Regions from separate parts of the Mus musculus genome. Here region 2 is linked to region 1. The links are chromatin loops, found by intact Hi-C in ENCODE. Cell type or tissue: heart. All regions are shown on one strand. Each heading gives the region's core, and the rest is flanking DNA. Links, peaks and the distances in the headings are about the cores only. Region 1 overlaps Tom1 (target of myb1 trafficking protein). Region 2 has its middle 59 kb from the start of Rasd2.

What was found. Peaks named below come from ENCODE experiments on the same cell type or tissue, not always from the same donor. Only the 100,000 strongest peaks of a DNase experiment are listed, where the experiment ranks them.
Region 2: a loop joins it to region 1, with 6 times the contacts of the local background. A loop is called at or near these places in 10 of 42 quality-filtered maps.

Annotation. Positions count from the first base shown.
Region 1 is chr8:75,068,508-75,075,307 of GRCm38, forward strand. It overlaps Tom1 (target of myb1 trafficking protein), which reads left to right. Exons shown (of 15, transcript NM_011622.3): 14 at 589-628; 15 at 743-1,614. The coding sequence ends at 897. Among named protein-coding and RNA genes, the nearest start is that of Hmox1, 22 kb to the right of the region's middle. In heart, for the core only: a CTCF peak has its summit at 3,251 (motif pointing right); a DNase peak (open chromatin) is centred at 3,274; H3K27ac peaks cover 504 bases.
Region 2 is chr8:75,269,631-75,276,430 of GRCm38, forward strand. It overlaps the pseudogene Gm9644. Among named protein-coding and RNA genes, the nearest start is that of Rasd2, 59 kb to the left of the region's middle. In heart, for the core only: a CTCF peak has its summit at 2,753 (motif pointing left); no DNase peak of the experiment used is centred there.

The DNA.
Region 1 (6,800 bases), core at 793-5,792:
AAGTTTTAAAAAAAGATTTAACTTTTTACAAAATAAAAGACATCCGCTTCCTTGGAACTAGAGTTACAATTCATATGAACTGCCATATGGGAACAGAACCCAGGTCCTCTGCAACAGCAAACTGAGCCCTTAACCACTGAGCAAGATCGCCAGTCCTAATTTTATGTTTTGTGTCTATGAGTGAGCATGCACCTGTATGGGCTCAAGAGCCGTACCCACAGAGGCCAAAAGAAGGCATTGGGTCCCCTGCTTCTGGTATATAGGCTGTTAGGAGCTGCCTGATATGTGTGCTAGAAACTGAACTTGAGTTCACTGTAAGAATTAGTATGAGCTCTTAACTGCTAAGCTATTTCTTCAGGGCCAGTCTCCCTGTTTCAAAGGAGAAAAAAAAAAAATCATGGCTGAGAAATTGGAACACCTGGGTTCTGAAGCATAGGAGGTTTCAACCCAAGACCTCAGACCTGACATCAGGGTCAGCTTAAGGACAACAGCAACACTGGTCCTGATCCCAAGGCTGTTCCACTGGGCGTCCAGTTCTGCATGCTCCTGGCAGTAATAACCTCTGTTTCTTTCCCTCTGCATTCTCAGGGGAACAGTGCTGAGGAGCCCTCTGGTGTCACCAGTGAAGGTAACCTCCACCCCATCTGCCTGCCCCTGCCCCTGCCCCTCTCCCACCCCCTTTTCTCCCCTTCTCCCTCCCCCTCCCCCAGCTCTAGCCTACAAGCCTACTCTTTCCCTCTAGAATTTGACAAATTTCTGGAAGAACGAGCCAAAGCTGCTGATCGACTTCCCAACCTGGCCAGCCCTTCAGCCGAGGGACCCCCCAGACCATCTCCTGGAACAGCCCCTCGGAGGAAGACCCAGGAGAAGGACGATGACATGCTGTTTGCCTTATGAATGCAGGGTCTGGCATCCTGCAGCCCAGGGCCTGACACTCTCATACCCACTGGGGCCCCTCCCTCCCTTGGTATTAAAGCTGCTTGGGGGTGTTTTGTTACCCCGCTTCTCTTCTCCCAGAGCCTGGGCAGCAAGGGGGTCAACTGAAGGAATAAGTCAGCCCTCCACTGGAATCCTGGCTGGTCCTGCCTTCTTCCCATCCTGCTAACGACTATGATTTTACTGAGACCTGGGGCCCCAGACAAGCTGACCTGATAGGACCTAATTGACCTGGTGTAAGGCTGCTTCTGTGATATTCCCCTGGTCCCTTCCCCAGAGAATCCCACGGGAGCCCTCCAGACTCTACACTAACAGTCTAGGCAATAGAGGAGACATTACCACAGCCTTGCCTATCCCATCCCCCTGCAGAGTGGGGCCCGAAAAAAGCTTCAGTGGCTTTTGGGATGGGCTATGGTGGCCCCTGCTGAGCTGCCCACTGTCCTGGTACGAAACTGCACCCATCGAGGAAACATCTCACTGCCCAGGTGTCAAGATGAGACCTCGAGGATTCTGGGTACCCAGAGCTCCCCAGTTCCTCCACTGCCTTTCCCCTATCCTTGCTCTGTACCTCCAGCAGGGCTCCACCCACCTGGGGCTCACCTGTTGATTGGTCCTCAGGTACAGGGAGAGGTGCCTTTTGTATCCCCAAATAAAAGTAGAAAACCACCTGTCAGCATGATCTGCTCTGGCGGAAGCAATTTGAGCTCACTGGGAGCAGGGCATCTGCTTTGAGCTAAAAGCCATCTGAGTGGTGAGCATCTCCTGCCCACAGCAGGGCAGAGCACACAGCCATGCTCAGATACAATCCCTGCTTCACCCCAAAAGATCCAGCCTCCCTCTGCTGTGCACAAGACAGCCATCTACCTGATTGGGTCCCTTCATATACCACTACCCCTAGCAGCTGGCTTTTGCCCATCCTACAATAGTAGCATGTTGGTCAAGAGAGGGAGCCTAGTATTGGTAGACAATGTTGGCATATTGGGACAGGAGGCCAAAGGGAGTGTGCTGGTGCCGGCCATGGCCTAGGTAACTGCACTGTCAGCACTGCATGCTGGTGACTAGAGCTCATGGCTGCCTCAGCACACAGCCCTGGGCACTGGGCCATGCAAATCACATGTGGGCACCAAGACCTTCCCTGGTTCTATACAGACCTCAAGAGGCCTTGTTTATAGCTGACCCAGCCCTTAGCAGCATGCTAAGCATGCAGTATGCAGAATGCAGTATGCAGAATGCTAGAGACACTGTCTTCTCCAAAGCAGTGGCCAACACACAGGATCCGGCACCTGTACTCTGCGACCTGGCCCAGCTCGCTAGGGACACTCGGGTAAAGGGAGCAGGTTAAGGACAGCCTGCATAGATCTGGAATATTCCATCTTCATGCAGGAGAAGGGCTGAGAGTCCATGTCCAAGCCAGGCCTGTCCACCCCTGGCCTGATCCCGTAGCATCCATGGTGTGCTTCTCCTTTACATGTGGGTATGCAGGGCCTTACCTGTCTAACAAGTCATGGAGAAGAAGGGGCCCCACCCACCCACTCCTCTACCTACCTGCTTCCTTTATTCTCTCCATATCTGAAGCCCACTAGGTGACTTTGTAAATGTTCAAAGGCAAGGCTGCTACTTTGCTAGGTACGCTAGAAAGTCTAGGGGGAGTTTCCATGACCACTCCAGAAGCCTAGGGCCCTACCAATAGCTACACTACCAGATTGTGTGTTACCAGAGGTTGATATTGTGACTAATTGTTGTACGGCAGACATGGTGCGCAACACAGTGCAGGTGATATGAATAGGGATGTGACAAATGTGCCTGCCTGAGGACTTGTAGAAGGGAAGGGGCAATAAAGACTAGATCTGAGATAAAGGGGCCACTGGACTAACCTCAAAGCTGGGATTAAGTGAGCAGTTCCCCAGACTTCCACCAAGACAGGGCAGAGCTATCAGGGCTCTCCCTCTGGAGACCAAGCAGGCAGCAGAAGGGAGAGAGGCTGGTAGGAAACTAGGCACTGGCTGCAGACCCCAGTAGTAAGCTTACAATTCTGCAGCTCAGGTTCCTCAACTCAGCCTAGGCTGTTGCTTCCTAGCTCCCAGTGTGGCCATTGAGGACAACTGCTGGAGACCTAGAAGGCAGCACCAGTCTCCTCCCTGCCTTAGATGCCTGTGCAAAGATGCCCACAATTGATTGGACCCCAGCAATGAGAGTGAAGCAGGGACTAGCCATGGGTCTTGGTTCTAGGTCTGCCCAGGTCAGCACTTCATGAAGCTTTCCAAGATAGCTGAAAGGCTCTCCTGCCCGGTGGACCTGGCTTCAGAACCAGTGTCCAACTGTAACCACAAGATGGCAGCAGTGCTGCATTCAAGGAAGCTCTCCTTCCACCTTTCCCTCCAAGCACGTGTCTCAGGAATACACACACACACACACACACACACACACACACCCTATTCCTACACACACACACACACACACACACACACCCTATCCCTACCCTCACACACACACACACACACACACACACTCACACACCCTATCCCTACCCTCACTTCAGCTCTGATTCTCCTGACTCTTGGACTGTATAGAAAAGACACACCAGAGCTAGCAACAGGCTATGAAACTTCAGATAGGTAACACCCATCTCCTGGTGCTCCTGACAGAAGCTGGTGTGCATCCTGCTTAGGCTCCTCTGCCACGTGCACAACTGAACTGTTGCTATGTGCAGGAAGTCAGGACTGCACCATGGTACCGAGTACAGCCCAGCACAGTACTCAGATCCCAGCTTCTTGTGCTGTTTGTTCACTTCTCCAGTAATGAAACACAGCCCAATGTACTACTGTTTTTTGATTGGTTGTGGTTTTTTAGTTGGTTTGGTTTGTGTTTCTTTTTGAGGTAGAGTTTCACTGTGTAGCCCTGGCTGTTCTGAAACTTCTCTGTAAACCAGGCTGTCCTCAAACTCAGAGATCCACCTGGCCCTGCATCCCAAGTGCTGGGATTTAAAACATATACCACCACTGCCCAGCTTATTTTTTTTTGTTTGCTTTTGAGCAAGCAAACTTCCTAACCTCCCTCTTCAAACCCCGAGTGCTGCAGTCTCAGACATCATCTGTACACCTAGCTTGGTCCACTCTTACTGCTTCTTGCTCCATCACATTACCACTAGTCTTGATGTCCCTATCTGATGTTTTCCAGGCCATCCTCTGCTGGACCCCATGACCCTGTCCAAACACAAGTCTTCCCTCAACTCAAGCTCCTGAACCCCTCTGACCTGCTGCAGTCCCCTCACTGACAGTGGCCATTCTGCCACTCACCTTACAGCTTTGGGACAGGAAGAGAAGGAAGCAGGCTTCACTGTAGGCAGATAGAGTGACTAACACATCCTACTGTCTGGGGGTTCTGGGATTTGTCCCTGGAGGAAGCCTCTCCACCTCCAACATCAGAAAGCTCCACAGAAGTCCTTGGTCCATGTCGTTCCCCTGCACAATTCCCCAGCAAAGGGCCGTAGCTGGCCAAACAACACACATTTATTCACACCATAAACTGGAAGTCTAAGATCCAGGTGTGGCAGGAACATCCTTGGTTTGCAGATGGCCGTCTTCACCCTGTGCTGTCACTGGCCTACATATCTTCACCCTGACTTCCTCTCAGAAAGACAGCAGTTATACTGGTCTAATGACCATGCTGCACCTTAGTCACCTCTTTAGAGTTGCTCTCTCCAAAAACAGTCACACTGTGAGGTCCTAAGGACTTCAACATATGCATTTGGAAAGACATCATGCTCATGGCTAGCACACACAGGTTCCTTCAACTGTACAGAGCAGTGGCATATAGGACCTGCCTCCACCAGTCCTCATGGAGATTGACAATGACTGACAGATCATACTTAGCCCATCTCCAGAGACATGGGAACCTACCAAGAACCAGCCATGAGGTCAGAGCAGAATAGGAGAGAGAAAGGACTCAGATCCAGGGAGTCTGACTGGGGCTTCTACCTGCTCCCTAGGACTCCCTACCCATTTAAAAGCTGCACCTAGGGGGCTGGAGAGATGGCACAGTGGTTAAGAGCACTGACTGTTCTTCTGAAGGTCCTGAGTTCAAATTCCAGTAACCACATGGTGGCTCACAACCATCTGTAGTGAGATCTGGTGCCCTCTTCTGGGGTGTCTGAAGACAGCTACAGTGTACTGACATATAATTAATAAATAAATCTTTTAAAAAGCCGGGCGTGGTGGCGCAGGCCTTTAATCCCAGCACTCGGGAGGCAGAAGCAGGCGGATTTCTGAGTTCAAGGCCAGCCTGGTCTACAAAGTGAGTTCCAGGACAGCCAGGGCTATACAGAGAAACCCTATCTCGAAAAAAAAAAAAAAAAAAAAAAAAAAGCTGCACCTAGCAGTGAGCAAGCAGACTTCACTGCCATCCACCTGGAGCCCTATCCTCCCCTCGCTGGATTAGCCTATCTGTACGCTGCCCCTGCCCGAAGCCACCCTGCATCTCAATCCCCACAGTTGCATGTGACAAAGGACGGAGGCTCAATTCCCAGCATCCACATGGTAGCTTATAACTGTCTCTAGCTCCAGTTCCAGGGAATTTGGAGCTTTCTTTGGGCCTCTGTGAGTACATGGTACCCAGACATAATATAAACAAAACACATACATATAAATTTTGTTTGTTTGTTTGTTTTTTGAGACAGGGTTTCTCTGTGTAGCCCTGGCTGTCCTGGAACTCACTCTGTAGACCAGGTTTGCCTCAAACTCAGAAATCCTCCTGTCTCTGCCTCCTGAGTCCTGGAATTAAAGGTGTACACTACGTGCCTGGCTGTTTGACTTTTTTAAATAAATGGTCTCTATTTTTATTTCTAACTTTGTGTCTCTGATGCAGTCTTTGGAAGGGAGGTACACAAAAATCAGGAGTCAGGCAACCTATGATCTCAGATTTCTACCTAAACCACTATCTCAGCCTGGCTTTGGGAAGAGGCAGCTCCCACCAGGGCTGCATGGAGGCTGGGACCACCACTTTGTGACTGCATTGATATTCATATGTGTGTATAGATAATCACTTCTGTGCTTGTGTCTACATGATACTTTGCAATATGTTGAGCAGTTCCTATTTCTCCCTTTTTGCACACCAGTAATCAGACTCAGTCCAGTATCGAAGATGCTCTAGCTGGCCAGTTTCCATCTGTGCAGCCCTGCTGGTTGAGGCAAACCCCCTGACCCAAAAGGACAGAAGTCGAGGATAACCAGACTCACTGGGCCACATGCTTTGAAACACTCGTGCCAACCTCGGCCTCAGCTTCATGGGCGTGTTTATTCATGAAACCCTAGTCCTGCTCTGTCCTTGAAGGCTTTGCTCCTGGCTTTGTAAAGTGCTGAGCTGGTACCTTTCACTCGTCAGTTTACTGCCACTGTCCCTGCTATCCCCTCCTGGCACCCATGCCTTGACCCCCTCCTCAGTCACTGTTGTGTAGGAGCCTGTCCTCTAGGTCCAGCTAGCAAAAGCAAGCACCTGCACTTTGTCAAAGAGCAAAGACCTAGAGGAGACAGAATGTAGCTAAGGATAGGGATGCATTCCAGCCCTCCTCTTCTATCAGGCTCCTCCTTACTCAGCCTTGGTCCATGTGGCATACTGCCATCATACATGCAGTGCACAGGCACACCGCCCCACACATGCTCCAGCCAGCAGGAGTCCTCTTGGCATAGCCTACAGTGCTACATAAGCACAAGAAGAGGGTGTTCATAAGATCTGAGGTTAAACTTTCAAGGTGTGGCTTTTTAAAGATTATATTGGGCTAGGCATGGTGGTGCACACCTTCAATCCCAGCACTAGGGAAGCAGAGGCAGGTGGATCTCTGTGAATTGATACCAGCCTTGTCTACAAAG
Region 2 (6,800 bases), core at 606-5,605, 200 kb after region 1:
ATTCTCCTTACCCCCTTTCTCCCAGGCCCAAGCCCAGGAATCCTAAAATTCTGCCTATTGGCTGCTGGCATCTTTATTTACCAACCAGAATCAACTGAGGGTATGTTCCCAGCAGCTATGTGTAGACCCTCTCCTGCAAATATTATTTTTGATAACATAATTAGCATTCATAATAAGATATATGAAACATGAGTGAATTTGGATAAGAGCAATTCAATGTATATTAAATTTTATTATCATTTTATGAAATGACAAAGTTGTTACTAATAAAATTATTATTTTGTTCTTATTTAATAGAATCAATGATATAATTTTAAAGGATTCTTACATGTGTATTTCTTTTTGTTTTGCCTATGGATTTATCCATTTTATTTGCTTTTGCTATGACACTAAGGTGATTGCTATCATAATGCTGCTTTTGTATTCTTGGTTAAACATGCAGACATTTGAGTGTGCTTTGCTCTTCTGGTTACTGACTTTAGTTTTTCCTATATTTGCCATAGCATTTTGGAGAAATGGTTGAAAGAAGGTTACATGGGGGTCCATCCCATAATTAGCCATCAAATGCAGACACTATTGCATACACCAGCAAGATTTTGCTGAAGGGACCCTGATATAGATGTCTCCTGTGAGGCTTTGCCAGTGTCTGGCAAATACAGAAGTGGATGCTCACAGTCATCTATAGGATGGAACACAGGGCCCCCAATGTAGGAGCTAGAGAAAGTACCCAAGAGCTGAAGGAGTCTGCAACCCTATAGGTGGAACAATACTATGAACTAACCAGTACCCACAGAGCTTGTGTCTCTAGCTGCATATGTAGCAGAAGATGGCCTAGTCGGCCATCATTGGGAAGAGAGGCCCCTTGGTCTTGCAAACTTTATATGCCCCAGTACAGGGGAACTCCAGGGCCAAGAAGTGAGAGTGAGTGGGTAGGGGAGCAGGGCGGGGGGGGGGGGTATAGGGAACTTTCGGGATAGCATTTGAAATGTAAATAAAGAAAATATCTAATAAAAATATGTGGGAAAAAACCCCAAACCGTTTATTTTTCTTTTATGTGTGTGAATGTTTTGCCTGCATATATCACATGTGTCTTTAGTGTCTTTAAAGTTCAGAAGAGAGCCCCAGAACCTCTGGAATTGGAGTTATGGATGATTGAGTTTCCTAGTGGGTTCTGGGAAATGAACCTGGATCCTCTGGAAGAGCAGCTAGTAAGATCCTTAAGTTTGTCTTTTGCCATCTGGTGTTAGTTGTTATAGTTGTCTCTGGCTGGAGCTTGTTCCTCCTGTGATTCTGTTAGCCTCTGTCAGCCCTCCTGGGAGTCCAACGATCTCCTGAGTCCCAGTGGTCAGAGCACTCTCTGCAGGGAAGCTCTCCTCTTACAGGGAAGGTACATAGAGGTCTGGAGCTCAGCTCTGCCTCCTGACTGAGAATGAAGGCCTGAAGGGACCCTGCCCAAGAAGCAAGAAGCTCTATTGCTTCTGCAGCCCCCGCCCCCCGGGTGCTCTTTGGTGCAGACTGGTCCCCGAGAGACCAGGGATACAAGATGGCGATCTCACCTGAGTCCTGGGGTCAGAGCCCTACCTCCAGTTTATAATCTTAAATATAGATAGGTTTCCTGCATATCTTAGCAGCATTTCGTTCAATCTTTGGAGTAGTTAAATGTTTTTCTTTTTCTTTCTTTCTTTTTTTTTCTTTTTTTTTGTTTATGGCAATAGCAGAAGGCCCCCCACACCTTTAGCCCACTATGCCTTCTCTCTCTGTCCCTCCCTCCCCCCTCAGTGTTTTCTTGTGGTGCTGAGGATAGTACTTGCAAGGCTCTGCTAGTTGTCACTGAGCTCGACTCCCAGCCCTCAAGGCTGGGATCTACTATGTAACCAGGCAGACTCAGATTCCCACTGCTCCTGTCCCAGCTCCCCCAGGGCGAGGATTGCAGGTGTGTGCTGTGCCACCACATCTTAAGTTCTTGAACTGTGTGTTTTCCTAATGGCTTTCTGTTGGTCTGGACATTCTCAAGGAGGATGTATCTTTCTTTTTGTGTATCTTTCCTCTGTGTTGCAGCTTCTTTACTAAGGGCTACAGTTTTAGCAGACTGTTGACTAGTAGAAGCTGTGTCTTAATAATTGATAGACTTACTCTTTATGCCTGGCTTCTCATCTCAAAGTCTCTGAGAATGCCAGCGATTAAGGGAAAGAATGTCTTCTATTTGTCTCCCCCATGGTCCTCTTGGGCAGTGACTCCTGAGCCTTGATTTTATAGTCAAGTCTCAGTGTCATTTTTAACTTGAAGTCGGATTTTTTTTTGAGTTATATTCATTGTTTCCCTTTGAGATTATAGTATCCTCCCAAGAACCAAACAATCTTTTCACCAAAATTTTGTGAGGCTACATGGATGCACAGTCTAAATCTATAACGGAAACAGGAGTGATGTTGTCCCATTTTCCATGTCAGGAATCCCTGCCCATGTCAGCACATATTCCTGATTTTGACGATGAGATCATTTCTCTCAGTGTGGGGTCAGAGGTTAAGTGCAGAAGCCCTTTCATTATTAGCATTTTAATTTTTCCAGAGTGGGAAGTTTTCTCAGTCTCTCTTTTTACATGTCTAAAGTCTTACCTTGAAGTTCATCAGATGCCCTGAAAAATTTATACATTTATTGACACGTGTCACATTAGCAGATGAACTCCAGATTTTCTCTGGGGCAGTTTGGTCAACTTTTCATCTATTTTTACAGCATTGCCATCTGGTGGCCAGAGGTAGTATCTGCAGGAAGTATGGTAATGACAGAACGGAAACACACATGCCTATTTATTTATTCATTTTAGTTAGATAATTTTCTTTTACATAGTCTCTCAGACCTAGAGTTTGCTGTGCAGAGCAGCCTTCCTCTGCCTTTTGTGCTGGTATTAAAGGCACGCAGAACCACAGCCCGCCAGGTCACCGCATGCCTGGAGTTTTGAGGACTTTTTCACTTAGGCAAACTGAGTCAGACTTTTCAGAAACTGTAACAGAAGATCATGTCAGCATCTCAGGGGAAGGAGAGGCCCATGTATACTCAGAGCCTGGTTTCTGTAGTTACACTTTGCTTGAGCTGCAAAACAAGTAGAACCACAGTTTAAAGTGCTATATGCAAATTGCACATGGGCTTTTAGAGAGAAATAAAAAAAATTAAATCCAGGATAATTCTTAAAATATTGAGATCATCTGTTCTAAATAGAGATTGCTTCAAAATCTTATGTCTCTCTTGGAGGCAAGTACTATTTGTCACTCCCCCTCCCCTCCCCTCCCCTCCCCACCCCTCCCCTCCTCTCCCCCCTTCTCTCCTGCTTCTCTACCCCATCTCCCTTTCCACTCCCCCTCCTTTTCCCCTCCTCTCCCTCCTCTCCTTTACCTCTCCTCTTCCCCTCCTCTCCTCTTTCTTTTGTCTCTCTTTCCCTGTATTTATATAGTTCCCATCGCTATCTATAGCTTAAGCACTTTGGATTTTTAACCTTTGCTGTGTTCTTAGGATCATGTTGATGCTGTGGTTAAAAACAATAATGTTTGTTTGATACAGTAAAACCACCTTACGGTTTACACGTGTGGATTCTTAGTATTGGAAGTTTCAGAAATACTGGGTATGGGAGAAAACACAAAAGTTCTTTTTCCACATTGCTGATTCCTGCTTGTAGTTTTAGGGGCTGCTGAGTAACATCCTTGATTTTTTTTTTCTTCTCAACCTTGTAAATAGTTGAGAGATGATGACAAAGCTGACTGGTTCTAAAAACAGATTGAAGAAAAGGGCAGGGACAAGCAATCCTGGCTGCAAGCTAATAGGTAAGCCACCACTACTGCTGTCCTGGGAAGCTGTAAGCAAAGGGCTGGGTTAAAGCCCAGGGTATATTTCCTGTTTCTCTTAGAGAAATTTGCTTTCTTCCCCTGGATATATTAAAAAGGGGGGAGGGACCCGGTGTTATCCCAACACCTCCAAAGTCATTGGAGGCATTAATGAAAGGCAGGGAAATACTGTGCTTGCTTTGGACTGACATCTGGTAGATAATTATTTATTTTTGTTGTCTCTGGAGATGTGGTTTTCAGCTTGTCTAAATCAAGCTCATTATCAATCACTTGCCACCCATTTCCATTCTCCTGTGAAGAATAAAACTGGTTCCTTTCCCCTCTGTGGTTCACATTCTAGGTCATGATCACTTTAGAACCTGGGAGGCATTCCTGACATGTATCTTTAAGATTATAACTTTTTATGGTGTGCGCTTTGAACCCAGGGCCTCACTAATGCTAGTTGTGTCACCAAGCTTTGTTGGGGTCCCTAAACTCTGCTCTGAAGCATGGTTATTGCATTTTCTGTTGAGCCAGTTTTATGGAGTGAGATTAACACAGTGAGTTCAAGTGTTAAGTTCACAAAGGGCTCCTACTGCTTTTTTAATGCAGTGTTTCTTTAAGTAACCCGAGAGAAATGAAATGTTTCCATTCTTGGTTTGTTTTAAAACACGATGTTACACTAAAATAGCTAATGTCCTAAAAGCATTTTAGCTTGTCTTTCTCAAGGTTTTATATATTTCTGCATTATGCTGTTGTTCCTTTAACCTTTGAAGCTGATGGCTTCTTTCAAGATTTTTTCCTTTTATCCTTCCTTCCTTCCTTCCTTCCTTACTTCCTTCCTTCCTTCCTTCCTCCTCCTTCTCCTCCTCCTCATCCTCCTCCTCCTCCTCTTCCTTCTTCTTCTTCTTCTTCTTCTTCTTCTTCTTCTTCTTCTTCTTCTTCTTCTTCTTCTTCTTCTTCTTCTTCTTTTTTTTTCTAGAAATATTTTATTGGTGAGACCCCACCAGCTATGCAAAGTTGTCCTGGAATCAATTACCCTCCTTGGCAATGCGATCTTTCTTGAGTGGTCCCATGAATGCTTTCTTCTCCTCCATGATTTGGAAACAACCATGGCCAAATTTTGAGGTGGAGTCAATGAACTTCAGGTCAATCTTCTCCAGGGCCTGATGTTTGGTCTGGACCAACAAGGACTTATGAAGAGTAAGCACTTGCTTCTTGGTCCCCACCACACAGCCTTTGAGCATGATGAAGTCATTAGTCACCTCACCATGATGCACAAAGCCATCCAGTGGGTTGATGCTCTTATCAGACAGGTCATAGTCAGTAGATGCATTGTTCTTGCTCAGTTTACCATCCTTGATGAGGTAGCCTTGATCAATTTTGTAAATCTTCTTGTTAATCTCTGTTCGGTGATGGTAGCCTTTCTGCCCAGCTCGAGCCACAGAGAAGGCTACACGGGCAGGGTGCCAGGCTCCAATACAGGCAACTTTGCACAAACCTCGATGGGTCTTTCTGGGCAGTTTCTTTGTATGCCAACGACTGGCCACCCCTTTGTATCCTTTGCCTTTTGCCACGCTGATGACATCAATCATCTCCTCCTGCCCAAACACCTGGTTCACAGGAACCTGCTGCTCCAGCCTCTCTCGGGCTCAGTCAAGCTTCTCAGCCACAGTGCCCCCATTCACCTGGATCTCCATCAAGTGTGCCTTCTTCTGGTGCAGAGGAAGTAGACTCATCTGAGTGTAGGCAATGATGCGGATGACCTGGCAGTACTTCTTCATGCTGCTGAAGTCCTTCTCCAGCTGCTTCTTGCCTGTGCCATCCTGCCATTTCTTACAGTACTTGGTGAAAGCCGTCTTCTTAGATTTGTGCCAGTTCTTATAGAACCGCCTTTTGCTCAGCAAATACTGTCTTGAAGGTCCGAAGGCCTCGTGGGGTCTCAACATATCCCACAATGCCCACAACAACTATTGGGGGAGGGTGGTTCCCACAATGGTCACAGCCTCCACGACTTCTTTCTTGTGCACCTTAGATGCTGGCCTATCAACTTCCTGGACAATGTGGGTCATGCCAGCCTTGTACCCCAGAAAGGCTGTGAAGTGAACAGGCTTGGAAGCGTCATCCTTAGGGAAGCTCTTCACTTTCCAACTGCAGGCTGCCGCGCTCAAGAGGCAAGAAGCCCAAGGACCCATGCCTGGGAGCTGAGAATTTTCTGTGAGACGTCTCACCGCCACACGCCGCTGATCTTATCTTTTGTTTCTTACAGTTACATTTTGTTGGGTTTTATGATAGGACTGAACCTCTGAATCAGTAAGCCAGCCCTAATTAAATGTTGTCCTTTATAGGATTTGCCCTGGTCATGGTGATTGCTCACAGTGATGGGTACCCTGACTAAGACACATCTGCTCATTGCTTTAATTTACTCACATTTGGCTGGTGAGCTCTCGCAGATCAGATATGATTCTAGCAGGGTTTCTATTTCTCTTTGTCGGGGTTCAGGAATCAACACATAAACCATACAAACACCAATCTTAGTTCAGCAAGAACAGTTTATTGAACACACATCCCAATACTGATCAGTCAATATCACAAAGGACTTGAAAATCAAGCTGTGATGCTTTCCATAGGAAAAACCAGGTTCAGAAATCCAGAAGGTAAGGGTGGAGGCAGTACTACATTTTTGGCTAACTAGACAAAGTATTATTATCTGACCTTTAAGCTGATTGGTCCTAAGTGAGGTAAGAGGGGTGGTGGGCAGGGGAGTTTCGGAGGGTGGAGATAACAGAGCATGAATATTACAACGACACCATTATGAACTTCTGGGAGAGTTTTTCAGTGTCAGCTATGGATGATTACTTCTGAGAAGTGGAGTCTGAGATCCTGAACTTAATTTTACCTTATGAGTAAAATGGAGACTGAATGCAAAATGGCTACAGTTATGTTAAAAGGAGCAGGCCTCAACATTCTTCCTTTACTCTATTTTCA